Linked DNA regions of Homo sapiens: region 1 is linked to region 2. Evidence: read pairs that join two places in POLR2A ChIA-PET (ENCODE). Cell type or tissue: OCI-LY7. All regions are shown on one strand. Each heading gives the region's core, and the rest is flanking DNA. Links, peaks and the distances in the headings are about the cores only.

Region 1 (16,342 bases), core at 4,347-9,346, 53 kb before region 2:
TCATGGCAGAGATACTTTTCAAATACAGATGAGAAGACTGCAGTAGAGCCTTTGTAGAGCTCACTGGTGCCAGCTCCATTTCCTCATTTAAGAAATTGAGGAAATGAGTCCTATCATAAACCACTTTTTCTCCATCAAGATTAGAGATGTAATTTAAATGTGTCACACAGGTTAATATTCTGGGTGCCTCTTCAAGGGTCTGTGAATAAAGCTGTATTTCAATATATTTGTTTTTTTTTTCAATTCCATAAATACAACTTTCATTCTGAGAAGGACCCAAGAGCTTCGCCAGACTGCCAAAGGGGCTCATGGCACCAAAAAGGAGAAAACTATCTGGCTATTAGTGAGTTAAAATCTATTTGGGGCACCAAAAAAAATCAAGTACTTTGAAAAAGTCTCCCTGAAAATCTCTAACCAAAAGCCCCATTCATTTGGGTTTAGGACCAGATTCACACTAGTAGTGTGAGTTGGAAGAATGATAACAACTTGAGCTAAAGATGTGATTAAACCACCCCTTGGTGGGCACTGTGCCATGGCTGGAATAAATTCAAATGTGTCCTCTCTGGAGAAAGTCACTTTAAACACAGGGCTCTAACAATCCCCACAGATAAAGTTTTAAGGAAATAGGTTTATAACAAAAAAAAAAAATCACTAAAAAGAAGAGCAAATGGGCCAAGCATGGTGGCTCATGCCTGTAATCGCACCACTGTGGGAGGCCAAGGCAGGAGGGTCCCTTCAGCCCAGGAGTTCAAGACTAGCCTGGGCAACATAACAAGACCCTGTCTCTTTAAAAAATAAGAGTAAACGAATCACTCTAAATGAAAGTCATCAGAAAACTGGAAATATTACAATGATCAGATATAGAATATAAAATAAGTTTAATATGCATAAAGAAATAAAACAGGATTACACAAATTATGGAAAAGATAATTAAGCAAATTAAGCAAATCATTTTGAAAAGCTACAAAGAATTTCTGAAATATAAAATATAATAATGAAAACAGAAAACAGATAAGTAGCATATATCAGACATAGCCAAGGACATAATTTATGGACCATAAGATGGACCTAAAGAAATTACCCAGAGTGCAGCACAGAGAGACAAAAGTTAAAATACATGAAAGAAGTGATATGGAGTCAGTGATATGGGGGACAGAGTGAAGTTTAACACACGTCTAGCCAGATTTCCAGAAGGAAAAAAATATGGAAATTGGATAGAGGCAATATTCAAACAAATAAGGACTAACAATTTTTAAGTATTAAGGCATGAATTCTCAGATTAAAGAAGCATGATAAATGCCAAGCAGAATAAATAAAATCAGTATCTAGACATTAAAATTTTCAACATTTAGTGAAACTGAAGAAAGCAAAATCAAGAAGAGTATAAAAGCAGTCAGAGTGAAAAGACAGATCACTGACAAAGATTGAGCTAACTTTTCAGCATCAAAAATGGAAGGAAAAATACATCTTCAAAGAGTTGAGAGAAAATAACTGTCAGCTACCAATGACTTTCTTCACAGAATTGGAAAAAACTACTTTAAAGTTCATATGGAACCAAAAAAGAGCCCGCATTGCCAAGTCAATCCTAAGCCAAAAGAACAAAGCTGGAGGCATCATGCTACCTGACTTCAAACTATACTACAAGGCTACAGTAACCAAAACAGCATGGTACTGGTACCAAAACAGAGATATAGATCAATGGAACAGAACAGAGCCCTCAGAAATCATGCCGCATATCTACAACTATCTGACCTTTGACAAACCTGACAAAAACAAGAAATGGGGAAAGGATTCCCTATTTAATAAATGGTGCTGGGAAAACTGGCTAGCCATATGTAGAAAGCTGAAACTGGATCCCTTCCTTATACCTTATACAAAAATTAATTCAAGATGGATTAAAGACTTAAATGTTAGACCTAAAACCATAAAAACCCTAGAAGAAAACCTAGGCAATACCATTCAGGACATAGGCATGGGCAAGGACTTCATGTCTAAAACACCAAAAGCAATGGCAACAAAAGCCAAAATTGACAAACGGGATCTAATTAAATTAAAGAGCTTCTGCACAGCAAAAGAAACCACCATCAGAGTGAACAGGCAACCTACAGAATGGGAGAAAATTTTCGCAACCTACTCATCTGACAAAGGGCTAATATCCAGAATCTACAATGAACTCAAATAAATTTACAAGAAAAAAACAAACAACCCCATCAAAAAGTGGGCAAAGGATATGAACAGACACTTCTCAAAAGACGACATTTATGCAGCCAAAAGACACATGAAAAAATGCTCATCATCACTGGCCATCAGAGAAATGCAAATCAAAACCACAATGAGATACCATCTCACACAAGTTAGAATGGCAATCATTAAAAAGTCAGGAAACAACAGGTGCTGGAGAGGATGTGGAGAAACAGGAACATTTTTACACTGTTGGTGGGACTGTAAACTAGTTCAACCATTGTGGAAGTCGTGTGGCGATTCCTCAGGGATCTAGAACTAGAAATACCATTTGACCCAGCCATCCCATTACTGGGTATATATCCAAAGGATTATAAATCATGCTGCTATAAAGACACATGCACACATATGTTTATTGCGGCACTATTCACAATAGCAAAGACTTGGAACCAACCCAAATGTCCAACAATGATAGACTGGATTAAGAAAATGTGGCACATATACACCATGGAATACTATGCGGCCATAAAAAATGATGAGTTCATGTCCTTTGTAGGGACATGGATGAAGCTGGAAACCATCATTCTCAGCAAACTATCGCAAGGACAAAAAACCAAGCACCGCATGTTCTCACTCATAGGTGGTAACTGAACAATGAGAACACATGGACACGGGAAGGGGAACATCACACACTGGGGACTGTTGTGAGGTAGGGGGAGGGGGGAGGGATAGCATTAGAAGATATACCTAATGCTAAATGACAAGTTAATGGGTGTAGCACACCAACATGGCACATGTATACATATGTAACAAACCTGCACGTTGTGCACATGTACTCTAAAACTTAAAGTATAATAATAATAAAAAAAAAAGAAAAGAACTGTCAACCTAGAATAATACATCCAGTAAAAGTATCTATCAGGACAAGGGTGATATTAAAACATTTATGCAAAATGGATCCACTATCCAAAAATGGATGGAGCTTATAACTAGCATGCCCTCACTAAAGGAATTTTTAAGGGATATGCTCAGAAAAGAAGGTCTGAGATGCCCGAAGGAATATGTAAGCAAGGAAAACTATAAATGTGGATAAATCTAATTTAATGTTCATTGTGTAAAGGTTGAAAACAATGACTGATTAGTGAATTTTTAAGAAATCAATGTAGAAAAGTATGGATAATAATGTCATGTTAAGCCAGGCTTAGAAAACTTGGATTCTAATTACATATATTGTATAAAATGAGGGAAAAGATATTAATTAACTTTAGACCTTGTTAAATTAATACACATGTTTAAGCTTCTAGGTTAACTACTAAAAGAATAGAAACAGAGTGTTTAAGTTAATAAAGAAACAAAATAGGCCGGGCGCGGTGGCTCACGCCTGTAATCCCAGCACTTTGGGAGGCCGAGGCGGGCGGATCACGAGGTCAGGAGATCGAGACCATCCCGGCTAAAAACGGTGAAACCCCGTCTCTACTAAAAATACAAAAAATTAGCCGGGCGTAGTGGCGGGCGCCTGTAGTCCCAGCTACTTGGGAGGCTGAGGCAGGAGAATGGCGTGAACCCGGGAGGTGGAGCTTGCAATGAGCCGAGATCCCGCCACTGCACTCCAGCCTGGGCGACAGAGCGAGACTCCGTCTCAAAAAAAAAAAAAAAAAAAAAAAAAAAGAAACAAAATAGGTGAGGAAATAACCAATCCAAATGAAGACAAATGGGGGCAAAAAGAAAACAGAAAAAGTGGAACAAAAAGATGTCACATAAAATAAGATGGTAAAAATAAATCCAAATATTTTCGTAATGATAATCAACGTAAATAGACTAAATGTTCCAGATAAAAGGCAAAGACTCTCAGAATATAGTTTAAAAGAAATAAGCTAGCTATATGATGTTTGTCCTTTTATTTATAAAAATATCAAAAAGTTGGAAGTAAAAGGATGAGGAAAGACATACCCGGAAAATACCAACCAAAGTAAAGCTATGTGGCTGTTTTAACATCAGATAAGTTTTGAGGTCAAAACTATTATAGATAAGTAGCTAGAAGAGAGAACTCAAAATGTACCCGATGCATAGAATTGATAAATACTCAGCCGGGCACGGTGGCTGTAATCCCAGCACTTTGGGAGGCCAAGGCAGGCGGATCACGAGGTCAGGAGATCGAGACCATCCTGGCTAACACAGTGAAACCCCGTCTATACTAAAAAAAAAAAAAAAAAAAAAAATTAGCCGGGCATGCTGGTGGGCGCCTGTAGTCCCAGCTACTCCGGAGGCTGAGGCAGGAGAATGGCATGAACCCGGAAGGCGGAGCTTGCAGTGAGCTGAGATCACGCCACTGCACTCCAGCCTGGGCGACAGAGCGAGACTCAGTCTCAAAAACAAAAACAGAAACAAAAAAAAAGAATTGATAAATACTCAAGGTGATAGATACCCCCAAATACCTTGATCTGATCAGTATATATCCTATGCATGTAACAAAATATCTCATGTACTCCATTAATAAGTAAAATATTATGTATCAATTTTAAAAGGTAAAAAACCATAGTTAAAGAAGGTCATTTCACAATTAAAAATTTCAATTTAGGCCAGACACGGTGGCTCACACCCGTAATCCCAGCACTTTGGGAGGCCAAGGCAGGTGGATCACCTGAGGGCCTGACCAACATGGTAAATTCCCATCTCCACTAAAAATACAAAAAAATTAGCCAGGAGTGGTGACACACATCTGTAATTTTAGCTACTCAGGAGGTTGAGGCAGGAGAATTGCTTGAATCCGAGAGGCAGAGGTTGCAGTGAGCTGAGATCGTGCCACTGCACTCCAGCCTATGCAACAGAGCAAGACTCTGTCTCAGAAAATAAATAAATAAATAAATTCAGTTTACTTGGCTGACAAAGATTCTAAGCTTGAGAGTCCCAGGGTTACACCTTAAAAAAAAAAAAAAAAAAACCTTCAAATCCCTGCAGTCTGATCACAGAGAAGCAGAAAGGGGGAAAAGTCAATAGAGGAAGAACACTTCTCATCCCACAAGAAGTCTTCCAAGACTTCTAACAGTGGAGACTCGTATACCTTGATCTTTGGAACTGAATCTAGTCAAAAAGTTTAAATGACAGCAATTCCAAAGAGTGACAAGGAGTCAAATAATTGACGTCACAGGTTCCTCTTTAATGAACTGCCTCTTCGTTGGCATGGAAGGCCCACGTGCTGCCTGCATCCTTGCTCTCCTTGGCCGGGGATTGCTGGCCAGCATGACCACTGGCCCAGTATTCAGGGCCCCTGCTGAAAGCAGCAACCCTCCACCTGTCACCACGGGCACAGCTGACATCTCTCCAATTTTGGCTTCCATACCCCAAAGCTGCCAGATTCTTTCGAGGCAGTTCCAGCAAAAGCAAAGACAAGACCTGGGTTCTAACAAGTTTTGCTATTATACTCTAGGCACAAAATAAGGAGAAACGAGGGTAAAAGCCAAGAGTGGGACATCAAGTATGTGTCTAAACTGGTCACCAGCTTGGCTTGTTTTGATTAAATGGGTCAATTAATTTAGTTAGGCTACCAGCCAATGGAGTCAGTAAACCACCAGTTTAACCAATTCTCCCCCAAGAAATGACCAGGAATTTGATGCAATTAACCAAGTCTACTATCTCTCTTGAAGTAGTATAGCTCCTTCTAAAATGATCCATGTGAAACAACTCTTCATCCAAAAGAAAATTAAGAAAGGAAAAAACAATTGCTCATTTTGACACCAACGGTTGGGAAAAACAGGGATGTGAATGGCTCAGGGGAGAGTGGTCTGGACAGGGCTGGAGAGGCGTAGGCAGGTGGTAGTGGGACAACCAGGCAGACCAGATTCAGAGAAAGAATCCAGAATGCAAACCAGGAACCAGGAAAGCGGTCCCCTTATCTGGTCTGGGCCATTGACAGGCTGAGGAACAGGTGCTTCTCCATCCACATCTAGCCTGGAGCTGCAGGTTGACTTCCCAACTGACCCACTGGAGGGGACAAGAATCCTAGTAAATAGTCAGGTCAGGTCACTATAAATGCACAAGCTGGGTAGGAAAGAGCAGCCAGGGCAAAGGTCTTTAGAACATGCAGTGCAGGCTAGTAAAGGGAGGCCCCACCAATAGGAGGTGGGGGAATTTGTAACAGCTGCTATTTATCAAGGGCTTGCTATATACATTCCATGCACTGGACAAACATTTCTCATCCTCACAACCATCCTGTAAGGTACAAAGTGTAATTCCCATTTTAAAAATGAATAAATGTTCAGAAAGATAACACAATGTGTCTCAAAAGTGGCAGAGCCAAGATTCAAACTCAGAACTGTCTGGCTTCAATGCCCAGTTTCTGCGATGACACCTCCCGGTCCAGGGCTCTTCGATCTTCATCAGAGCTGCCTCTCAGTGATAGGCTGCTTGAATAAACACTTCTGTTTCTTCCAGCATCTTCTCATAACTCATTTTTTTCTTTTTTAATCCTGGCTCAGAGGAAGTAAAAGCCCTTTTTTCCATTCACAACCACGAAAGGCTACAACCCCAGAGTAAAGCCACTTTGTCAAGCTAATTCATTTTAAAATAATGTGTACATATGAGAGTACTCTAAAAAGTTTGAAATGATTTAGAAATGGAAGGTAGCATTATTAAAATAATTAACATACTCATCCCAGCAGGCCAACTCATCTGAGAATATTTAAGGGCTGGAATATTACAAATACAAATTATAATGCTGACAAGATGAGACAGCTATAACTACCGCATAGAGTACTTAAGTAAATAATTCAGGTGTATAACTAAAAGTTAACCTTTTTCCTTTCACAAACACAATGTCCATTATACAGAGAACACCCCACGTTGGTGCTGAAGGACTCCTGGGGGTCTAGGGCTGGTGTCAGAAGACCTGGGTTCAAATCCCAGCTCTGCCTCCAACAAGTTGAATGTCCTTAGCCCAGTACTGGACTCCTTCACTTCTCCCCTTTCCTGCCCTTCCTCCATCATCTCAGTTTTCTCATCTGAAAGGTAATTTTCTGAACCAACTAAGAGTGAGGAATTGAAGAGCCAGACTGCGCTTGCTTGGGTTCAGCCTCCACCATTACCAGCATGTGACCTTGAACAAGTTGTTAAACCATTCTATGCCTCCATTTCCTCCTTTCTACAAAGTAATAAAAACAATACCTACCTGCAATAGTTAATTGTATGTGTCAAACTGACTGGGCCACAGGGTGCCCAGATATTTGGTAAAATATTCTTCCTGAGTGTGTCTGTGCGGGCATTTCTGGATAAGATTAACATTTGACCAAATAAAGCAGACTGCCCTCCCCCAGCAGGGGCTGGCCTCATCCAATCTATTGAGGGTCTGAATAGAATAAAAGGCTAAGAAAGACTTCTTTCTCTCTGACTGCCTTCAAGCTGGGACAGTAGTCTCTTGCCTTCAGAGTTGGGCTTGGACTGGAAATTATACCATTGGCTCTCCTGGGTCTGCAGCTTGCCAATTGCTGATCTTGGGCTTCTCATCTCCATAATTGCGTGAGCCAGTTCCTTATTATATGCTATGTATATAATATGTATTATGCATATTACGTTTTATGGTCTTCCCTCAGTATCTATGGGGGATCAGTTCCAGGATCCCTGCAGGTACCAAAATCCCCAGATGCTCATGTCCCTGAGATATAAAGTGGCATAGCATTTGCTTATAAGCTATGCAATTACATCTTCCCGTATACTTTAAATCATCTCCAGATCGCTTATAGTACTTAATACAATATAATACTATGTAAATAGTTGTTCTACCTTATTAGTTTATTATTTGTATCATTTTTTGTTGTACTTTTTTTTTTTTTTTAGATATTTTAGCTCTGAAGTTGGTTGAATCCACAAATGTGGAACCCATGGAAGTTGATGACCAACTGTAATATGTATGTACTATATCTAATATTTTATACACACACACACACACACACATATACATATACATATATATATATACACACACATATATATATATATATATATATATATATATATATATATATATATATATATATCTTATTGGTTCTGTTTCTCTGGAAGGCCTAGACTACTAAATATACTACTTCAGGGTTACTTTGGAATTAAATTAGATAATACTCAGGACTGAGCCTGGCACATGGTAAATCTTCAATAAACATTATATTTGGCCACTAGACATTTAGCATATCAGTCCTATGATCTTTTTTATAGAAAAACCATAAAATATGTAGGAGCAAAATGTTTTTTAAAAGCAACAGAATTGTAAAAATTTAGGTTACTTCACTTGCAACAAGTCTCTTCATTTTCCCTACTATAATACATGTGTGATTTACAGAGACTGTAACTATGGTGACATCTATGAAAAACTACCAAAAAAGAACTGATGTCAGAGTCTCAATTATAGCCCCACTTGCTTTCTCATTTTTGGTTTTACTGTCTTTCTATAAAGCAAATGTCCATTCCATGCCTCTTCAGGTGCCTTTGAACTTGCTGAACTTAATTAGAGCAAGTCAAGACACTAATACTCAGGCATTAGTACTCCAAGTTAATTAGCTAGATACAAGGCAATTCTTCTTACTTTGCAAATCAGAAACACCCTTGGAAAATCTAATAGGAAAGGGCACACATCATTCTGTGCTTATGAGAACAGGCTGAAATACAAAAATCCTGAACTTTTATGATTAATCTTTTATTTTTCTAATTTCCAGAAATGGCACAGCTTTTTATCATTTCTAGGAAATAAAATGATCAAGCTACATTTTACATTGTGAGCCAACATCATTCTATCTTTCCAAATTCAAAAGAATACATGGACAATTCATCAATGATCATCACTGATTATACAAGCTGCTTTATACCTATAATGGTGGCTTTCAAACACACTGGACTTATTGGTGAGACATTTGCATGCCAGAGGATGGGAAATAAGTTTAACTAAAATTCAGGGAACTTCTACCTCAGTAAAATTTCTAGGGGTCCAGTGGCATGGTGCCAGTCAAGATCTTCCTTCTAAGGTGAAGGATAAGTTGCTACATTTGGCCCCTCCTACAACCAAGAAAGAGGCACAATGCCAAGTAGGCCTATTTGGATTTTGGAGGCAACACATTCCTCATTTGGGTGTTTTACTCCAGCCCATTTATTGAGTGACCCAAATGGCTGCTGGTTTTGAGTGGGGCCCAGAACAGGAGAAGGCTCTGCAACAGGTCCAGGCTAGCTCTCTTGTGCAGCTAGCTTGTGCAAGCTGCTCTGCACTTGGGCCATATGACCCAGCAGATCCAACGGACATATGTCCACATGGTTTAGAACCCCACTCCTGGTACCAGTTTACTGCATTCATCTGTTCTCACACTGCTAATAAAGACACACCTTGGACTGGGTAATTTATAAAAGAAAGAGATTTAATTGACTCACAGTTCTACATAGCTGGGGAGGCCTCACAATATGGTGGAAGGCAAAGGAGGAGCAAAGTCACATCTTACATGGCAGTAGGCAAGAAAGCTTGTGCAGGGGAACTCCCATTTATAAAACCATCAGATCTCATGAGACTTATTCACTACCACGAGAACAGTATGGGAGAAACTGCCCCCATGATTCAATTATCTCCACCATATCAGATACCCAGTAGAATCTTTTTAAAAAAATCTGTGTATCACAAACTGTTCAAACTACCTAAAGAATCCTTCTAAGAATACCATATTCTTTTTTTTTTGGTGGCGGGGGGGGCTTTATTTCTTCTAAAAAAAATAAGCAGGATACATGTGCAGAACGTGCAGGTTACATGGGTATACATGTGCCATGGTGGTTTGCTCCACCTATTGACCCATCCTCTAAGTTCCCTCCCCTCACCCCTGACCCCCATAACAGGCCATGGTATGTGTTGTTCCCCTCTCTATGTCCATGTGTTCTCAATGTTCAACTCCCACTTATGAGTGAGAACATGTGGTGTTTGGTTTTCTGTTGCTGTGTTAGTTTGCTGAGGATGATGGCTTCCAGCTTCATCTAAGTCTCTGCAAAGAACATGATCTCATTCCTTTTATGGCTGCATAGTATTCCATGGTGTATATGTGCCACATTTTCTTTATCCAGTCTATAATTGATGGGCATTTGGGTTGGTTCCATGTCTTTGCTATTGTAAATAGTGCTGCAATAAATGTATGTATGCATGTGTCTTTATAGCAGAATGATTTATATTCCTTTGGGTATATATCCAGTAATGGGATTGCTGGGTCAAATGGTATTTCTGATTCTAGGTCCTTGAGGGATCACCATACTGTCTTCCATAATAGTGGAACTAATTTACATTCCCACCAACAGTGTAAAAGCGTTCCTATTTCTCCACAACCTCACCAGCATCTATTGTTTCCTGACTTTTTAATAATCATTCTAACTGGCATGAGATGGTATCTCATTGTGGTTTTGATTTGCATTTCTCTGATGATCAGTGACGTTGAGCCTTTTTTCACATTTGTTGGCCATGTAAATGTCTTCTTTTGATACGTGTCTGTTCATATCCTTTGCCCACTTTTTGATGGGCTTTTTTTCTTGTAAATATGTTTTTGTCTTGTAAATATGTTGAAGTTCCTTGTAAGTTCTGACCTTTGTCAGATGAGTAGATTGCAAAAATTTTATCCTATTCTGTAGGTTGCCTATTCACTCTGATGATCAGATGATAGTTTCTTTTGCTGTGCAGAAGCTCAATTTAATTAGATCCCATTTGTCAATTTTGGCTTTTGTTGCAATTGCTTTTGGCGTTTTTGTCATGAAGTCTTTGCCCATGCCTATGTCCTGAATGGTATTGCCTAGGTTTTCTTCTAGGGTTTTTATGGTTTTAGGTTTTACATGTAAGTGTTTAATCCATCTTGAGTTAATTTTTGCATAAGGTATAAGGAAGGGGTCCAGTTTCAGTTTTCTGCATATGGCTAACCAGTTTTCCCAGCACCATTTACTGAACAGGAGATCCTTTCCCCGTTGCTTATTTTTGTCAGGTTTTTTGAAGATCAGATGGTTGTAGATGTGTGGTGTTATTTCTGAGGTCTCTGTTCTGCTTCATTGGTCTATATGTCTCTTTTGGTACCAGTACCATGCTGTTTTGGTTACTGTAGACTTGTAGTATAGTTTGAAGTCAGGTAGCATGATGCCTCCAGCTTTGTTCTTTTTGCTTAGAATTGTCTTGAAGAATGCCCATATTTTTGTCTTCAGTTTAGATCATGGAAATAGGAGGAAAAGATATGTTTATTTCCCTTCAGAATCTCAGCAGCTTTACAGAGGACAAAATTATCATCATGCCCAGAAAGAACACACAAAATTAATATCCAGAATCTACAAAGAACTTAAACAAATTTACAAGAAAAAAAAACCCATATCCATTTAAGAAACCCATTTGGTACTGCATTCTCAAACACATATTCAAATAAAATTTACCAAAACCAAATCCTAATTGTAAGTCACCATGAGTCAGGGTCAAGTAAAGTGAGATTTCCCTAGTGCTGAGAGGTGACAGTGTGCTGGCAGTCCTCACAGCCCTCGTTTGCTCTCGGCGCCTCCTCTGCCTGGGCTCCTACTTTGGCGGCACTTGAGGAGCACTTCAGCCCACCGCTGCACTGTGGGAGCCCCTTTCTGGGCTGGCCAAGGCCAGAGCCCACTCCCTCAGCTTGCGGGGAGGTGTGGAGGGAGAGGTGCGAGCGGGAACCGGGACTGCGTGCAGAGCTTGTGGGCCAGCTGGAGTTCCGGGTGGGCGTGGGCTTGGCAGGCCCCGCACTCGGAGCAGCCGGCCTGCCATGCCGGCCCCGGGCAATGAGGGACTTAGCACCCGGGCCAGTGGCTACGGAGGGCGTACTGGGTCCCCCAGCAGTGCCAGCCCACCAGCGCTGAGCTCGATTTCTCGTCGGGCCTTAGCTGCCTTCCCGTGGGGCAGTCCTTGGGACTGCAGCCCACCATGGCTGAGCCTTCCCCGGCCTCCCTGGGTTCCTGTGCAGCCCGAGCCTCCCCGATGAGCACCGCCCCCTGCTCCACGGCGCCCAGTCCCATCGACCACCCAAGGGCTGAGAAGTGCAGGTGCACAGCACTGGGACTGGCAGGCAGCTCCACCTGCAGCCCCGGTGCGGGATCCACTGGGTGAAGCCAGCTGGGCTCCTGAGTCTGGTGGGGCCTTGGAGAACCTTTATGTCTAGGTCAGGGATTGTAAATACACCAATCAGCACTCTGTATCTAGCTCAAGGTTTGTAAACACACCAATCAGCACCCTGTGTCTAGCTCAGGGTTTGTGAGTGCACCAATCGACACTCTATATCTAGCTACTCTGGTGGGGCCTTGGAGAACCTTTGTGTCGATACGCTGTATCTAACTAATCTGATGGGGACATGGAGAACCTTTGTGTCTAGCTCAGGGATTGTAAACACACCAATCAGCGCCCTGTCAAAACAGACCACTCGGCTCTACCAATCAGCAGGATGTGGGTGGGGCCAGATAAGAGAATAAAAGTAGGCTGCCAGAGCCAGCAGTGGCAATCCGCTCGGGTCCCCTTCCACACTGTGGAAGCTTTGCTCTTTCGCTCTTTGCAATAAATCTTGCTACTGCTCACTCTTTGGGTCCACACTGCTTTTATGAGCTGTAACACTCACCGCGAAGATCTGCAGCTTCACTCCTGAAGCCAGCGAGCCCACGAGCCCACCAGGAGGAACGAACAACTCCAGATGTGCTGCCTTAAGAGCTGTAGCACTCACCGCAAAGGTCTGCAGCTTCACTCCTGAGCCAGCGAGACCACGAACTCACCAGAAGGAAGAAACTCCGAACACATCTGAACATCAGAAGGAACAAACTCCAGACGCGCCACCTTAAGAGCTGTAACACTCACCGCGAGGGTCCACGGCTTCATTCTTGGAAGTCAGTGAGACCAAGAACCCACCAATTCCGGACACAGTGCTACTTCAAAAGTTGATTCAACAAATATTAATAGGCCACCTACAATGTGAACAGCACGGTGCTATATGTTTGGGTCTGCAGTGGTGAACAAAACAGAAATACCTCCTGCCCTCCCAGGGCTGCTTCTGACAGGTTGAGGTAAGTTTGGTCCTAGAACATGACCATGGCTGCCTACATGACTCTACAGGATGCTGACATCCCAGAGATCCATTAGGGAACCAAGACAAAAGCAGAGAAAGGGCAGACTTAAATTGTTTCCACAGCTCTGGGAGAAACTGCTTCAAAGCTTCACCATACTTTGCTTATAAAAATGAAACTCTGCAAAAATATTTAAATGTAAAATCGCTTTTCAAATTGAAGAAGAAATAATTGGCCAGATCTTACCTAATGAGTTATCAAAGGATAGCCTCAGGGCAAGTTCAGGCCTTTTGGATGTACAGTTTCCCTACATGTTGAAATGTTTTATTAGTCAAAGGAAAAAGACTCAGATTATATAACATTCACCCCACCTACATCACCCCAAATATGACTTATTACAGAAAAGAGTCTGTTCAAGCATTTCCCAAAAATATGTTGGGAAAAATAGGTCCTATAGGTGGAGGGAGAGAGGGAGGGAGGGAGAGAGGGAGGGAGGGAGGGAAGGATGAAAGGAAGGGAGGGAGGGAGAGAGGGAGGGAAAGAAGGGAGGTAGGTGGGGAAATACTGCAAAAATATTCTCTTCTTAGAGATTCATAATGAACATTATCATAACAAACTTAAAATCCTGGTGGAGGGAGGGAGGAGAGAGGGAGGGAGGGAAGGGAGGAACGGAGGAGAGAGGGAAGGGAGGAAGGAAGGAAGGAAGGAAGGAAGGAAGGAAGGAAGGGAGGGCAGAGCAGAGCTGCCACATGATCTGATGGGTTTGAACAGGATCTCTCTGGTTGCTGTTTCATACAGAAGAGATGGTGAGGGGTAGGAGAAGAAGCAGGAAGAGGGAGACCAATTAGTAGGCTACTTCAGGATTCCACTCACAAATCAGTGATTTGGGTCCAGATGACTGCAGTGGAGGCTGTGAGCAGGGATCCAAGTCCAGATATATGAAGGCAGAGCCGGGTGGAGTAGGGGAAAGAGAGAGATCAAAGACAACACCAAGATTCCTGGCCTGAACAATGGAAGGAGGGGGACGTTCAGGGTAGAAGAGATACAAAGGAAAGAGGTCTAGGCTGAACCCTGAGGAAGGTTAATGTTTAGAGGTCATGAAGATGAAGAGGGATCCACAAAGGAGACTGAGAAGAACCATGAAATCATGGCAGCTGGAAAGCAGCTCCACGGAGAACAAGTGATCCTTCCTTAAATGCTGCCGTGAGGGCAATACATTGAGGACCGAAAATGGACCACTGGATTTGACAGATTGGGAGGTCACTGGTGACCTCGATAAGAGCAACCCTGGAATAGTAAGGAGGAAAGACTGATTGGAGTGGGTTCAAGAGGGAATGGGAAACTCAAGAACAAAAAGACAAGCAACCCGATTTTTAAATGGGCAGAAATGTGAATAGACATTTCTCTGAAGATATACAAATGGTCAATTCGCCACTTGGGAAATGCAAATCAAAACCACAATGAGGGCTGGGAACGGTGGCTCACACCCATAATCCCAGCACTTTGGGAGGCCGAGGTGGGCGGATCACTTGAGGTCAGGAGTTTGAGACCAGCCTGGCCAACATGGTGAAACCCCATCTCTACCAAAAATACAAAAATTAGCAGCGGGTAGTGGTGGGTGCCTGTAATCCCAGGTACTTGGGAGGCTGAGGCAGGAGAATCGCTTGAACCTGGGAGGCGGAGGTTGCACTGAGTCGAGATTGCACCATTGCACTCCAGCCTGGGTGACAAGAGCAAAACTCTGCCTCAAAAACAAAAAACAAAACGAGATACCACCTCACACCCACTAGGGTGGAGAAATAGGAACACTTTTACACTGTTGGTGGGAGTGTAAACTAGTTCAACCATTGTGAAAGACAGTGTGGCAATTCCTCAAGGATCTAGAACTAGAGATACCATTTGACCCAGCGATCCCACTACTGGGTATATACCCGAGGGATTATAAATCATGCTACTATAAAGACACATGCACACATATGTTTATTGCAGCACTATTCACAATAGCAAAGACTTGGAACCAACTCAAACGTCCATAAATGATAGACTGGGTTAAGAAAATGTGGCACATATACACCATGGAATACTATGCAGCCATAAAAAAGGATGAGTTAATGTCCTTTGTAGGGACATGGATGAAGCTGGAAAACATCACTCTGAGCAAACTATCGCAAGGACAGAAAACCAAACACCACATGTTCTCACTCATAGGTGGGAACTGAACAGTGAGAACACTTGGATACAGGGCGAGGAACATCACAAACTAGGTCCTGTCGTGGGCGGGGGGATGGGGAGGGAGAGCATTGGGAGAAATACCTAATGTGAATGACGAGTTGATGGGTGCAACAAACCAAATGGCACATGTATACATATGTAACAAACCTGCACGTTGTGCACATGTACCCTAGAACTTAAAGTATAATTTTTAAAAAAACAGGAAATTATAAACGTTGACAAAGAGGTAAGGAAATATAAGGAAATCAGAACACTTGTACATTACCGGTGGTAATGTAAACTGGCCCAGCCACTTGGTCCAAGCTGCAAACAGTTTGGTGGCTCCTTTAAAAGTGAAACAGAACTACCATATGACCCAGCAATTCCACCCCTAGGTATGCACCCAAGAGAACTGAAAACATATGTCCACACAAAAACTTGTACATTCATATTTATAGCAGCACTGGTCACCATAACCAAAAGGTGGAAACAACCAAATGTCTATCAGTGGACGAACTGATAAGCAAAATGGGCTAGATACATACAATGAAACATTACTAACCAATAAAAGGAAATGAAATTCTGATGCATGCTACAACATGGATGAACCTTGCAAACATTATGCTAAATGAATTAAGTTCACATATTGTATGGCTCTAATTATATAAAATATACAGAACAAGTAAATCCATAGACACGGAATGCCAATTTGTGGTTGCCAAACACTGCAGGGGAGAGAAGAGAGGGTGACTACTTAACTAGTAAGGGGGTTGCTTTCAGAATAATGAAAAGGTTTCAGAAGTGGATAGATGTAGTGGCTGCATAACATTATAAATGCTACTGAGTTGTACACTTTAAAACACCAAAATGATGACTTCTATGGTAAGTGGATTTCACC
Region 2 (16,342 bases), core at 6,641-11,640:
AGACAAGGCTGGGAAGGGCTTCCCAGGCAGAAAGAATAAAATGTAAAGGGCGCAAAGGGCTCTGGGGAAACTGCAAGCCTCGCTATAGCGGCAGGTGTGAGTTGGAGGTGGTTCATTCATAAAGGACCCAGATTGCTAAGCAATGAAGTCAAACTGAGTTATGAAGAGCCGACAAAAGGTTTGGGCCGATTTATATTTTATAAGAATCTCTGGCTGGAGGACGAGGCTGGTTTAAAGGGGGACAAGACTAGAGACAGGGGACAATTAGGAGATGCAGCTTTGGTAAGAACGTGGACCAAAAGGAGGGAGGGTCTGAAATAAGGCAGCAAAGACAGAAAATTGTCAGAATTATGAAAGTGTTCAGAAATGCAATCAGCAGCTAGGCCCAGTGGCTCACACCTGTAATCCCAGCACTTTGGGAAGCTGAGACAGGCAGATCACTTGAGCCCGGGAGTTCAAGACACGCAGGATAGATACTCACTTTTATCTTTTGCTGCAGAACAAAGAAAACTGGCAATCTGGTTGTTTTTTAACTGCGTGATATAAAAACTAAACTATGGTGAAAAACAAAATCAAACCATGGTTGCTTGGATTGGGTGGGGCGAGTGAGAAGAGATGGGAATGTCTGCAGAAGGGCAAAAGAAAACTTACTTTTTGGGGTCATGGTCACATGCTATATCTTGACAGGGATTTGGGATACACAGGTGTATACATTTGTAAAAACTCAAGAAAATGTACTCAAGAGTTTTGTATTTCATTGTATGTAAAATTTACCTCAGAAAAAGAGTCATAAACAAATACTGAACCCTAATCAATGACATGTATGCGAAAGTATTTAGGGGTGACATGTACTGATGTCTGCAACTTACTCTGAATACATCAAAAATAAGATGAATTGATGGATAGTGGGACAGACAGATATATGATAAAGCAAAATGTTAATTGCACCATTTAGATGGTAGATATAGGGGTGTTTACTATATTGTTCTTTCTACTTTTCCGTGTGTTTGACAACTTCATAAAATGTTGGGTGGGCAGGGAAGGACTGCACTGTATAACTGATAATATATTTACATTGTAATCAGATCTAGTTTCAAATCCCAGCTCCACTACTTACAAGCAATGTGCCCTTAGGCCAGTTGGTTTTTACATGTTCTCTCAATCTCAACTTCCTCCAAGCAAAATGGGCAAGAACTATCTGACAGTGTCATCGTCATGGGGACTCAATAAGATTAAACCCTTGATCCAGTGACTAACACAATAATAGCTGTCTCATAAATGTTAGTCTTCTTATTCAGAAGTCTACATATTCACAAACTAGGACAAATCTTCAATAAAATGTGAAAGAAGAATCTTGTAAAAATTTTTCTCTTGCTATGCCCCATGGGAAATTAAAAGAATAAATTAATTGTGCTATTTTTATAGGTAAAGACACTGACCTTCCATCAGTAGGACACTGGGAGTTCCATGTCTAAGGAGGGTGAGAGATCCACACTGTTGACACTTCCTCCCTGCATCTCCCAGTGACCAACACGACCCGTTGTGAGAGCTGGCCAAGGTTAGCAACATCATCACATCAGGAGGAAAGATGGGGAATGTCGGCAGCATCTTAAGCAGCACACTGAAGCCAAGACTCCCAGTCTCCTTCTCAGATGTGCAAATGAAAAGAGCCAATCAGACAGGCCTTGAGATCTGTTAAAGCACCAGACACGCCGTCGGAAGTGGCAGTCACATGACTGTCTTGGCTTTTAGCATAATTACATGAACTGAGAGATGGCCTTATGATCATAAATAAAAGCCTCCAATTGAGACTAATAATGTGTATCCAACTAAAAGACATCTACTAGGGTACCACGTGGACTCCGCATCCCTAGGTTTGAAACATGATGACATGATGACAGCAAAGGAGGAGGAGCTGCTGACATCTGGAAGCAAAGAAAAATTTCACCTTTCCGTGCCAGAAAACCAAACCAATGCTCATTCAAGAAAATTAGGTCTGACGTCTTAAATTCAGTGAAAGGGTTAATTATATGTCACAAGTGAGACACCATAATCAAAGGAAATTGCAATTTTTTATAAAGCATCGCTGAGTGCCTACTAGGTTGTACCATTGGGACTATACACAGTATTTGAAGCTGTTTTAGACCACGCAGCAAATCTGACTCCCATCCTCTCTACCTTGAAATCTTATTCCCTTTTACATAATTACAAATGCAACTAGTTGACTGGCCTGTGAAGCCTAGGTTTCAAAGTCCTTGGAGACATCGTGCACCTACTGTGGAAGCTTCCCTTCCTCTAGCCCATATATGGATAGGAGCATTGGTGTGCCAGGGCCAGGTCACATCAGAGCTGAGCCAGTTGAGGCATCACTTCCCAACTCCATTATCATGTTAGTAGCTTGAAATCAGCCATGGTGGGAGTATTTATACAAGGAAAATTGGCCAACACTATCAAGCAGGCCACCTGTCATTGTTATCTTCCATAGAACAAGCTTACCAACATGTGAAGTTGTCTTTTACTGCTACGAAGGAGGAGACAAATGTTCAGAAGTTTGCCCTCCAAACTGACATTTAAAACTGACCTCTACCAAGGCCATGGTGAAAGGGGGATCAGGCTAAGAAGGCATTTTTATACCATGTGCCCCTTCTCCTCTGGCCTCTGCTGAATGGATGAGAGGTAGTTTCCCTAATTCCATTGGCCAGATTGCAGCAGCTTGATTCTCCCTCATGGGAATGTGGAACTGGGGCAGAGTCTTGATGGTGGGCGTTTAAACTAAAGAGGCTTGCCCACTCTGGCTGCAGTGAGCACCACAGCAAGTGAAAAGCCCCGTGCAAGGTTTATTGTCAGGGGAACCAAGAAGCTATGGGGAAGCAGAAAAAGCCAGTCTCCAGAAAGAGGCAGAAGGATGAACTGGGCCATAGGAAGAAGAGGCACTGGGCCCAGGAGATGCACAGCCAGTAACCTTAGCCTCTTAATATCCTGGAGGGCAATATCATGAAGCAGAGTGTGGGCTCTGGAATCGAACTGCCTGGGTTCCAATCTCTACTCTGCCAGTTAACTGGGAGACACTGAACCAGTTACTGTTAAGTTATTCTGTGCCTCAGTTCTCTCTTCTGAAACATGGGGATAATTGCAGAACCTACTTCATAGGGTTGGTATGAGAATCAAATGAACTGATACAAACAGTAAATGCTCAAAAGTATTAGCTGTTATTTCTATCAATTAATTATAGCATCCACGTGGCCTGGTTATATTTCATTCCTATTACGAATATGTCACCTGGGATTCCCCCATGGCCTGAGGCCCCATACTGGAGCTAGTTTTAGTTGTGTAGCTAGGTGATCTGTCCCCTGAATCACAGAATAATGTGCAAATCCCTGGACCAATGTGTGACCTTTAGCAAATCACTTTCTCAACCCTCTCTTAGAGTAGTGTGAGATTCAAATAGGAAAAGAAACTGAAAGCTTCGACAACCGTGAACTGTTGTACCAAACTCTGGAGACTGTTGTCTCTGCAGGGAAAAGAAAAGATATTACATTGGTCACAAGAATGGAAAACACTTGTTTAAAATGTGTTTATTGCTGGACTAGAGACTAGAGAAATATTCCCCATCCAACTGGAAAAAAAGGTTCAGTTTCCGTAGGGTTCACCAGCTTGATTCATACGTTCATCTCCAGTATTAATAAGATAATAACAGGAAACTGCCAAAGACAGTTCTAGGATGCTGATTTTTTAATACACTTTCACCCAGCTTAATTATGTTCAAAATAATGCTCCAAAGACTGATCCTCCCATTCTTTTCAAAACAAAGACTTCTTAACGGACAATGAAGGATACAAATCTAGAGATATTTTTATTCATCCCTTTTCAACAAGAACTTATAAGCCACACTGTCAATTTCAACACATTTTCTTCTCACACTTCCCATTTTTCTTCAGCCTTCTTGGGTTTGCTGTTGACACCTGGTAAATAAAAAGGCAAGTGACAGGGGAACGGCATTCATTACTAGGGACAGAGGTAGGCAGACAGGTCTGGGAGTCCCAGTTTCATTCTAGATACTTCATTCCATATTTCATGTGGAAAGACTGAAGTTAGAAGTATTCTAGGCTTCCCCATTTACTTGAACTGCATAAATACCAAAACCATTTTGTGTGTCTGACGTCAGGAGATTTTATTTCTAGCTAAGAATAGATTTAACATATATAAATCTCAATCTAAATCGAATTCACCTCTTGTGGTTAGGACACTTGGGCAAAGCCACGTCTGAGTGAACAGGAGGCAGGTGCAGCAGCGACCTTGGCCTATGTTGAGGAAGCTACTTGGCCTTATTTATATCTAGGATTGGTTATAACATGAATTTATCCCCATTCTATGTGGTGTTTAAAAGGGCCCATGATTTTTCTTAAATGTCTGCAGAAGTATCGTCTAGAGAAGGAAGCCAGGGAGTAAAGGAAAATGGGCAGAACCGTCTAAGGAGATATTTTAACTCTAGGTTTGAATCTGACCTGTGTTGTTAAAGCTATTTATTCTCTTTTATAATAAAAGGTCTTTCCCTGTTTCTAACAGAAGTTCAAGTTCTCTCATGACACAATTTAGTTAGCATGGAAAGAGGGTCATGATATAGTGTTAACGGGAAAAGCAAGTTGCTGAATATTATACCTTTTATATCTTAAAAAAAAATTAAGTTGAGGCTACGTCTATGGATATAAATATTTGTATGAAGAGGTCTGGAAGGATCCATCACACTTGACTGACAGCATGACTCTAGAGAATAGCAAGGTGATATGGTTTGGCTGTGTCTCCACCCAAATCACACCTTGAATTGTAGTTCCCATAATCCCCATGCATTGTGGAAGGGACTCAGTAGGAGGTAACTGAATCATGGGGGCAGTTACCCCTACGCTATTCTTCTGATAGTGAGTTCTCACAAGATCTGATGGTTTTATTCTCCCCACTTCACTCGGCACTTCTCTTTCCTGCCATCATATGAAGAAGAATGTGTTTGTTTCCCCTTCTGCCATGATTGTAACTTTCCTGAGGCCTCCCCAGCCATGCGGAACTGTGAGTCAACTAAACTTCTTCCCTTTCTAAATTACTCAGTCTCGGGCAGTTCTTTATAGTAGCGTGAGAGTGGACTAATACACAAGGCAAAGAGGGCCTTTTGCATTTTACTGCATCTACCTGAGTATTGCTTGAATTTAATAAAATATATATTACTTTCATAATTTTTTAAAATCCAATGAAGATTGAAGATAGGCCTATATTTATCTGGGCCTCACACTGGAACTATGACAGCAAACTGTGGGAAAACTCTTCCCTTTTCAGAATGAAAATCGTTGGCTGGGCTTGGCTGCTAATGTAGGAAGAAGCAGGAAATGCAGATGGTAGAACTCCACCAAAACATCTGCTTATGGCTTGTAAAGACACAGACGGGGGATGGGGGAAGAAGGGAAGATCTTGAGGCTGTTATCCACAGATGAGAAAACGAAAGCCCTGAAAAGTGAAATGATTTGGTAACAGCCAGGGGTGACCTCAGTCTCCTGAATGCAACCAATGCAATTTTCCCTCACCCAGGCTGTTTTCCCTAGACCTTAAACCAAAGTAGTGTCTGCTGGTAGCTTTCAGAATGAGAAAATGGGCCAGGAATGATAGTTCATGCCTATAATCCCAGCACTTTGGGAGGCCGAGACTGGCAGATTACTTGAGGTTAGGAGTTCGAGACCAGACTGGCCAACATGGTGAAACCCCATCTCTACTAAAAATACAAAAATTAGCCAGGTGCAGTGGTGCGTGCCTGTAGTCCCAGCTACTTGGGAGGCTGAGGCAGGAGAATTGCTTGAACCTGGGACGTGGAGATTGCAGTGAGCCGAGACTGTGCCACTGCACTCCAGCCTGGACAACAGAATCAGACTCCATCTCAAAAAAATAAAATAAAATAAAGAGAGAGAGAATGAGAAAATGAACTAGAGGTACCTGATACTTTTTATTTTACTAAAGAAATCCTTGAGGGATCTTCAATATCATCTGTAAGCTCACGGGCCTTAAAAGAGAAATTGTTCTGCACAAACACGTCCATAAAGCAGAAGTGGGAATACTTCTCTCTCATTTTATTTTATTTTATTTATCTTTTATTTTTGAGACAGAGTCTTGCTATGTCACCCAGGCTGGAGTGCAGTGGCACAATCCCGACTCACTGCAACCTCCACCTCCTGGGTTCCAACAATTCTCATGCTTCAGCCTCCCAAGTAGCTGGGACTATAGGTGTGCACCACCATACCTGGCTAATTTTTGTATTTTTAGTAGAGACGGGGTTTCATCACATTAACCAGGATGGTCTCGAACTCCTGACCTCAAGTGATCCACCCTCCTTGGGCTCCCAAAGTGTTGGGATTACAGGATTGAGCCACCGCATCTGGCCCCTATTATTTTATAGACCAGCACTACCCTTCTAACAAAACCAGACACCTTTTAGCAAAACAAAACTACAGACCAATACCCCTCATGAACATGAAACTAAAAATTCCTAACAATGGCCTGGCCGTTGTTAGAAATTTCTTTTGAGATGGAGTCTTGCTCTTGTCACCCAGGCTGGAGTGCAGTGGCATGATCTCAGCTCACTGCAACCTCTGCCTCCCAGGTGCAAGCGATTCTCCTGCCTCAGCCTCCTGAGTGGCTGGGATTACAGGCACCCACCACCATACCCAGCTAATTTTTTTGTGTTTTTAGTAGAGACAGGGTTTCACCATGTTGGCCAGGCTGGTTTCGAACTTCTGACATTAGGTGATCCTCCTGCCTTGGCCTCCCAAAGTGCTGGGATTACAGGCATGAGCCACCACATCTGGCCAGGAATTTCTTTAGTTTGTAAAAAGTTGTCTTTTTACAAACTAAAGATAAACCCTGTGATCATCTCAATAGACAAAGAGAAAGCATTTGCCAAAATCTGATAACCAGTCATGATAAAAATTCACAGCAAATTTGCTAGAGAAGGGAATTTCCTCAGCCTGATAAAGGGCCTCTGTGAAACAAAATCAAAACTATAGCCAACATCATACTCTAGAGAAAGACTGATATTTCCCTCCAATGCCAGGATCAAGGCAAGGATGTCCACTCTCCCTATTTCTATTCAGCAAAGTACTAGAAGTTCTAGCCAGTGCAATAAGGCAAGAAAAATAAATAAAAGCCTTACAGATTTGAAAGAATGAAAAGTGTCTTTATTCACAGATAACATTATTTCCTATTTAGAAAAATCTCAAAGATTCTATAAAAAGCTACTAGAACTAAAATGAGTTTAGGAGGGTCATATGATATAAGGTTTTTAAAATTATATTTCCATACACTAACAAAGAAATTTTTCTATTACTATATGCCAAAGCACTGAAAAACATGAAAAATGTATGTACAAATTTGTATGTGGAAAACTATAAAACATTGATGAGAGAAAAGAAAGAATACCTAAGTAAATGGAGAGAGATATGTTCACGGATTAAAAAAAAAAACACTGTTAAGATAGAGATCTCTAAATGGTCTAGATTCAAAGAAATTCCAACCAAAAATCCAGCAGGCTTTTTAAATAGAAATTAACAAGAAGATACTAAAATCTGTATAGAAAGCATAAGACCTAGAATAGCCAAAAAGATTTTTTAAAAGAATAAAGAATACTCACACTATCTGACTTCAAGACTTACTACAGAACTAAAGCAGTGAAACTCAATCACGGTCAATTTTACTCCCTAGGGGGACATTTAGCAATGTCTGGAAACATTTTTGGTTGTCACAACTAAGAGTGAGGGGAGTTACTGACATCTACCAGGCAGTCAGAAATATTGCTAAACTTCTAATGCACAGGACAGGCAACCACAACAAAGAACCGTTGAACCCAAAATGTTAATAGTGCTGACGTTAAGAAACCCTGAACTAGAGAAATCAAGACAGTGTTGTACTGGCATATGGAGAGAAGTACAATAGAACAGACTAGAAATAAACCCAGACATATATGGTGCCAAGATAAGTCAATGGACCAAGGATAGTCTTTTCAATAAGTGGTGCTAGAACAATTAAATATCCATATAAAAAAATTAACCTTGATTCTTACTTTGCACCATACACAAACATGAAATGGATCACAGACCTAAAAGTAAAAATAAAAATACAAAACTTCTAGAAGAAATCATAGATATTTGTGACCTTGGCACACATTAGGCAATTTCTATGCTAGGACACAAAAAGCACAAATCTTAAATTGAAAAGTTGATAGAGTTAATCTAAATTTAAAACTTCTCTCCTTTTAAAAAAAAAAAACAAAAAACAAAAAAAACGCTGTTAATAAAATGAAAAGACAAGCCACAGACCGGGAGAACACAGTTGCAAAACACCTATCTGATAAAAAGACTTGTATCCAGACTATATAAAGAAAAGCTCAAAACTCAGTAAAAAGAAAACAATCCAATTTTTAAATGGGCAAAATAACTTAACAGACTTCAAAGTAGAGATATAGATGGCAAGTAAGAACATGAAAAGATATGCAACAATAAAATTATTAGTGATTAGAGAAATGTAAACTAAAATGAATGAGATACCACTAAACAGCTATTAGAATGGCTGACATCTAAATTAAAAGGAAAAACAAAGCTGACAATACCAAATGCCAGTGAGGATACAGAGGAACAACTAGAACTCTCATACATTGCTAATGAGAATGCAAAACTGTACAGCTACTTTGAAAAACAGTTTGGCAGTTTCTTATAAGATGAAATACGTCCCTAACACATGACCAAGCAATCCCACCCCTAGGCATTTACCCAAAAGGAATGAAAACTGCCCACAGAAAGACTTCCATGTCATAAACTGGAAACAACCCACATGTCCATCAACTGCTGAATGCATAAGCAAACTGTGGTGCAATGGAATACTATTCTGCAATAAAAAGAACAGAATTAGTGATCGATGCAATGACACAGATGATTTTCAAGAGCATTATGCTAAGTGAAAGAAGCCAAATGCAAAATGTTATATACAGTACAATTCCATTTCTACGACCTTCTGGGAAAGGCAAAACTACAGGGATGGAAAATACATGGGTAGTTTCCAGGGACTGGGTGTGTTGGGGGAGTGGATTAACTGCAAGGGGCAGGAGGGAACTTTTTGAGGTGACAGAAATGTTCTGTATCTGGATTGTGGTGGTGGACGCATGATTGCACACTTTTGTCAAAACTCATCATGCAGCACACCTACAAAGGATGAATTTCACTGTATGTAAATTACACCTTAATAAACTTGACTTTAAAAAAAGAAGAAAAAGATGGTGGCTGATGAGTGTGTTCTCTTTGTACTGCATGACATTTTAGAAATCTGAACTAATTGGTGATATTTGAAAACAAAAAGATTCTAAATAAAGATCTGCCTTTTCTTGAGAAGTCAGAACTATGGCACCCTGAGCCTCGGTCCCATGCAGGCTGCCACTAAGCAGTAGCTGCCTCTTTGAGCAACGCAGGCACTTGCTGTCCTGCCACATCCCCCAACCTGACCCAATTCATGGAAGTACTTTACCCACCTGCCACCACACCTGCCCGAGTGAGAGTTTCTTGTCCTGGACCACGGGCTGCCTGAGAGCAGGGTCCAGGCCTAGCCTGTTCTCACTATACCCCCAGCATCTAGTGGAGGGCCTGACACATGCTGGGTGCTTGATAAACACTGCTGAATTAATATGACTCAGTTGCCACCTTCCTGCCAGCTCCTAAAACTGACATTTACAACACCCAGATTGCTAACTGCTCCTTTGGTCCTGAAGTCCCCAAAGAGAGTCACCATCCATGGCTGCCATCCCGTGACCCAGAATAATGTGTCCCTCTGTGTGTTTAGAAATCCCCTCTAATATGTTGTCAAGCAACGAAAATGTTTTAAGGTCATTCCAACTATTCATTTTTGTCTGGGGAAGAGTGGAGTTTTTGTTTGTCTTTAAAAAAAAAAAAAGAAAGAAAGAAAACCACAATATGGGCTTGAAGGTTAATGAAAATAAAAAGGGAAGTGTGCACATTCATTTTGAATATTCTCAGATCATATTCCAGTAATTTGAGACTTGAGCTAAGTAAGCTTCTGAGAGATTCTCTGGTCGTCATCAGAATTTCAGGATCCTGAAGTTTCCATGGTGGTGGTCAGTTTGACGGAAGGATGTGGGTCAGCAAAGGGATATCTAACTTATTTTATGCCAGTGTTAAAAGTACAGTAACACTGTACTTTTCCAAGTACAAGTAACACTGTACTTTTAATATTTAATACACTTTCTTCTTTTCCTACCTCCTTATTTTATTTTCTCTGTCTCTTGCTTGTCCCCCTTCTCCCTGAACCCCCAAATGCTGCAGTATCCCAGCCCCTCAGAGCCCTTCAGTCCCCCGAGGAGGGCCAGGGGAAGTCCCAGGGCAGGGAGAGGGTGCCAGGGACTCCTCCCTACAGTGCCCTGTGCTCTGGCCCCAAGATCATTTTCTTTACTTTGTGGGGATGGGAAGGATGAGATGGGAGGCAAGATTTGGGACATCTTGTAAGAATCTTTGAAGTACTAATCATACTCAGAGTAAAAAGTCAAAATATATTTTATTGGGCCATCTACATTTGGGGGAAAAACACCAAATCAAACACTCTGGTCATATGTCTTTCATGTTTAAAAATGAGAAAGTGTGAACACATATAATTAGACCTCATCTTAACCCTCCCTTGGCCCACCTCCCCCATGACTCTGCTTTTCTCTAGAGAAAAAACTTCATAAGAATTGTCTTATGTGTTGCCTCCAATGCCTCTTTTTCCTTTCTCTCTTGAACCATCTGCAGTTAGAGTTTTATCCCCATCACTCTCAGAGCCACTAACCACCTTCACACCTCCAAACTCAACGTGCATTGCTAGTGCCTATCTAACTCCACTCTCAGCAGCATCTGTCCAAGCCAATCACGCCCTCCTCCTTGATTGCTTTCTTCTCTTAGCACCCAGGACACCATATACACTTTCTTCTCTTCCTACTGCCTCATTGTTTTCTTCTCTATCTCTTGCTGGTCCCCTTCACCCTGAACCCCTGAATGCTGCAGTAATCCCAGGCTCCTTGCTCAGATCTCCCTCTCTCTTCTCCATACTCACTTTCTAGGTTTCTTATTCGCTTCCATGCTGATGGCTCCAAAATGTATGCCTTAGGACCTGTTATCGCCCTAGAATTCCAGACTACTTTGTTCAACTGGCAACCTGACATCTCCACTTGAATAAACATTTCAAGCTTTACATACCCCCAAATGAACTCTTATTTTCTTACCCCAAACCTGAACTGCTGTCTCAATTAATGGCAACTTCATCTTCCCAGTTGCTTGAGCCAAAGACCTTGGAGCCGTATCAATTCCTCTCTTTCTCTCCTACCCTTTTAATCCACCAGATAATTCTACTAGCTCTATCTTCAAGAGACATCCAAAATCTAACCACTTCTGCTACCACCCTCTCTAAGCCATCTTCATCTGCAGATTGATTTCAATAACAGCTTCCTTCCTGATCTCCTGGCTTCCATACTTGACCTTACAGACTTTTCTCTCCACAACAACCAAGGTGATTCTTTTAAAACTTAAGTCAGATTATGTCACCTCTTGTTTGGATGCTCCAATGGCTGACCATCTCACTCCAACTAAAGTACCCAGTCATCACCATGGCCAGTAAGTCCTATAGGATCCAGCCCCATCTCTCTCTTCAACATCATTTCTCACTACTCTCCCTTTGCTCATTCAATTCTACATTGGCATTCCTGCTCTTCCTCAAACAACGCAAGCACAATCTCTGCTCAAGGCCTTTGCACTTGCTTTTCCCACAGCCTGGAATATTCTTCCCCCAGATTTTCACTGTCAGGTCTACTCAAGGCCATCTCCTCAGAAAGGCCTCCTCTCACCACTCCATCTAGACAAGTTCATGTGTGAAGGCACTATCCCCTACCCTGATTTATTTTGCTCCATAGAGCTTACCATCACCCGACCTACAGGTATTTGCTTATTGCCACTTATTTCTCAAAATGGGGTCCACAAACTTGCATCGTCAGTATTACTCAAGTGCTTGTTAACAATGCAGACTCTCAAGCCTTATTTCAGACCTGCTGAATCAGAATCCACATTTCAACGAGATCTTCACGTGACTGGTAAGCACAGTCAAGTTTGGACGGCACTGGGCTCAATATTCTGAGGTAACGGTAACGAACAAAAACAAGCCCCATTCTCTCTAATCCCTGTGAGAACAGGCCTTGTTTTTGTTCATTACTGTTACCTCAGAATATTGAGGCATTCAAAACATACTGAATAAAGGAATGAATGAATGAACAAATGAGCTTGAACCTGTTCTAGACTCGACTGCAAGTTGATGATGTGTACAAAGAGTTTGGGGAGCGGCAAGGAGGACGTCCCAGGTCAAAACTATCTCCCCACACACTGTTCTAAATTAGAAATTCTTTGGTATCGATTCATCAAGAAGAGCTAAGTATTCTAAATACATATGCGCCCAATGCAGTGGTACCCAGATTCATAAAATTCTTAGAGACCTACAAAGTTCTTTGAGACCTGCAAAGAGACTTAGACTCACACACAATAATAGTGGGGGACTTTAACACCCCACTGACGATATTAGATCATCAAGACAGAAAATTAACAGAAGTATTCAGGACCTGAACTCAGCTCTGGATCAAGCGGACCTGATAGATATCCACAGAACTCTCCACCCCAAAACAACAGAATATACATTCTTCTTATCACCATACGTCACTGATGCTAAAATTGATCACGTAATCAGAAGAAATTCTTTGGTATCAGCAAAACCTTCTATCAACATGCAAATATATTCCCTTAATAAAGCAGTCATTCACAACTTACTGTGAATTATTTAAATGAGACAGTATTCTAAAATCTAACAGAAACAGCCAAGCAGGAGGAACAGGAGTGTAGAGACTGAAAATTTAAGAAATTCCTGTTCTGTGCTGGGTATTGTAACAGGCAATAGGCAAATGAAGGTAAATCAGGAACTAATAAGTTGGAGGGAGAAGCACACAGCCGCTCAGAGCCCTTCAGCCGGCAGAGGAGGGCCTGGGGAAGCCCCAGCATGCAGACAGGGTGCTGAGGACTCCTCCCCACAGCGCCCTGTGCTCTGACCACAAAGAACCCTTTACTTTTCCTCTGCCAGAAATGCCACCATCAACACTGCCAACCCCACCTCATCCTTCAAGGCCCCCATGCCCCCAGAATTAACTATTCCCTCATTAGCTCTGATCACACAGCACAGAGGGCAAGGGCCTTGATCGCCCTCTTCTTGAGGAGCTTCTACAAACTGCCTCGTCCTTATTCACCTCTGTATCCCCTGCCCCTGCACAGCACCTAGACAGAGTAAACATTCCATCGTTTCTGCCATTTTAAAACAGCAGGTAGCATTCACTGAGCGCCTACTGTATACCAAGCACTGTTTGAAACACTTTAGATGCTTTAACTCGTGTAATCCTCACAAGAACCCAATGAGATTGGAACTATTGTTGTCCCCATTTTCCAGATGAGAGAACTGAGACCCAGACAGTCACATTGAGTAGCTGCCCGTGAACAGATGAGCACTATCCCTGTACATAACAGGCACACAGTAAATGTTTACTGACATGAACTGAATGGAAGCTCAGTAGTTAAAAAGAGAGTGAAGTCAAATTTGAGCTCTACCATTTTGCCTGGAGCCTGGATGGCCAAAGAGAATACAGGGTGTCAGTACTCAGTACTACAAAGAAACTTCCTTCCCACACCAACCTCCCGCATCCAAAACAGAGCTTACTGACTGGAAGCAAGACGGAAGACGGAGATGGAAGTTAGGAGTCTAATGGAGGGCAGTGAAGATGACAACAGCCTTTTCTTTATGTGGAAAAGAGAAGGAACTCTGATTCCTTTAGAATATTCAAGCAAAAGAGGCTGGGGTGGGGTGGGTGGAAGTAGACTGGGAACACACTGCAGAGTCTCCAGGACAGGAAGGTGCTGAACAATTGCTACAGAATTTTCCAGAAACAAATCTATGTTTGCCCATTTTTCAACCAAGACAAATGTCTGGCTTAGCCTTCCTTAAACAACAAGGGAGAGCAGCCATGTAAATGATGGGACTGTAGCAAGCCAGCACTTTGAGTAAGATCTCAGACATCTCAGGGTCGGACGCATTCTACAATGAGTGGCAACACCAAACCGCAGCGACTCCTCAGAAAAAGTTCCAAACTAGGTTGTTTGCAGAAAGTCAAAGGCCCCAGAAATTGTCATTCATTCTCCTGCCTCCCTCTTGACACCACTTCTTCCCACAAACCCCTTAGGATGCCCTGCATTAGGCCCAGGACTCACCTACCCTGGGGTGAAACTGCCTCCAGTGGAAATCAGAGAACAAATGAGAGCAGATAGGAGGTAAGAGTTACACACAGGGAACCCAGTGTTTAACCCTTCCACTGAGTCATGGAATTGAATCAGTGGCAAACCCACAGAAAACCATGGAGCTCAGAGGTGGACTGTGAATCCGCAGGTGGGCTGGACCACGGGAAGCTGGTCATAAAGGGGGACAGCAGAAAGTGCATCCAAAAAGCATAGAGGAAGCAACGAGTCGCTCGGATGAGATGGAGAAAGACGGAGAGGACTCTGGGGAGGAACATCAACTTTTAATTATTTTTACCATCATTGTAATCAAAGCATCTTTCCCAGCCCCGTATCCCCATGACCACCACACTGAAAGGAAAAAGAAAGAGGACACCAGGGCTAAACCCAAACAATGTGGATGAGAAGTCCTCTAAATCAGGCTCTGGCGGTCTGAAAGAGGAGCCAAGGAAAGTCAGGGAGGTTCAGAAGGCTCAAGGTACAAAGGTCAGAAGGGAAATCAGAAATTCAAAACTGATCCGAGGAAATCACCCAACATCAGGCTGAACAAGAACAACACATGAAAGCCAGTTTCACATATTACAGATGGCTGAACAAATGAACATCATCCCAAAGCAAACATCTCATAAGCAGTTCACAAAAACGACCAAGGACTTGATATCCTTTAATCAAAAACAGGATGTATGTTTCTGAGCCAATGAATACCAAGGTATTTACGTGGGTCTTTCTCAGGCCTTATCTTTTAACAATTATGCCAAATACACATCACTAAAAACTGCTACAGGCATAAAAATCGGGGGCTAAAATTCGTCAGAGGTTTTTCTCAAGTCTGAGGCACACATCCAAAGATTCCTGAACTTTGTAACCACTATAATCGCAATAGAACATTATCTGACAGTAACTCGCAAGCACAAGCACCACCTGTCAGTGACTCTTTAAGTGAATCGAAGGAAAATGGGCTCTGAATTAAGCTGCTGAAGACGAGAAATATTTTTAACCTAAAACTCTCTTATCTAAAACAATGTCAGCCCCTTTACAATTAGGAATTTTAATCTAATTTGGGGGAGGGGGTACTCTGAGAAAGAAGAAGTCATTAGTCCTTGCTAAAAAATGCAAAACTACAGGAACACATTATCTGAAGTGAGAAATATATTCCTTGATAAGGCAGTGTATCAAGAGCTCAGAATTTCGTCAGAAACACAAAAGCCTGCCCTTTCCAAGTGCAGGCAGTAATCATTATTATTTCCAGGACAACTGCTTACTGCACAGCTTAAGTTTTGAAGCACACTTAGCAGAAAAATCCACCCCCACCTAGAATACTTACAACAGATTTCTCAAAATTGTCCAAGGAATTACAGAAATCTATTTCCTGGGGATTGCTGGAAGTCTACAAGCCAAGCATGACTATTTTTAACTAACCTGCAAACAGTGGATTATATACTTAATGAGCGCCTGCATCCCTTTGCAAGGTGCAAGCAATTATTGGAGAGACCTCCTTCCCAAAAGAAAAGGGTTCCGCTATCAACACAGGAGAAACTGTGTTGATATTTGGGAAGCCGACACGCGGATTGCCTAAAACTCTCTAGCCATTTCATGCAGTTAAGACAAAGTGGACACTCAACAGAGAGCCCAAAATACCAGGGACTTTGCCACCCTGAAACGTGTTCTAATGATACATTTCCCGTTTAAGGTGTCCTAAACACACATCTTTCTCTAAATAAAGCGTGCCTGCGGGACCACTAGGAAGGTTCTACAACTTGTCCAAAAAGAAGAGGCGATTGCTCCTTTTTTTTTCTTCCCCGCCCAAAGTGCCTTCCCGAAAGACAGATTTCTGACAGTTCGCCTACTGTTGCAGCAGTAAAGGGCCGGTGTTGCCAATACCTCTCCACCGCCACCTGGGCAGGTGTGGGTCCCGTCCCGCCGCCCCGCTCCTCCAGAAACCTCCGCGGACGCCCCGCCGC

Evidence for each region. Peaks named below come from ENCODE experiments on the same cell type or tissue, not always from the same donor. Only the 100,000 strongest peaks of a DNase experiment are listed, where the experiment ranks them.
Region 1: POLR2A ChIA-PET joins it to region 2 with 6 read pairs; 7 of 35 experiments call an interaction of 5 or more read pairs at or near these places.

The regions. Positions count from the first base shown.
Region 1 is chr11:33,427,628-33,443,969 of GRCh38, reverse strand. All of the region lies in intron 1 of KIAA1549L (KIAA1549 like), which reads right to left. Among named protein-coding and RNA genes, the nearest start is that of KIAA1549L, 60 kb to the right of the region's middle. In OCI-LY7, for the core only: no CTCF peak of the experiment used is centred there; no DNase peak of the experiment used is centred there.
Region 2 is chr11:33,376,901-33,393,242 of GRCh38, reverse strand. The region is part of intron 1 of KIAA1549L (KIAA1549 like); the gene reads right to left. Among named protein-coding and RNA genes, the nearest start is that of KIAA1549L, 9.0 kb to the right of the region's middle. RefSeq lists a silencer at 16,270-16,342. In OCI-LY7, for the core only: CTCF peaks have their summits at 7,843, 9,499 and 9,700; DNase peaks (open chromatin) are centred at 7,777, 9,202, 9,622 and 10,028; H3K4me3 peaks cover 4,293 bases; H3K27ac peaks cover 5,000 bases.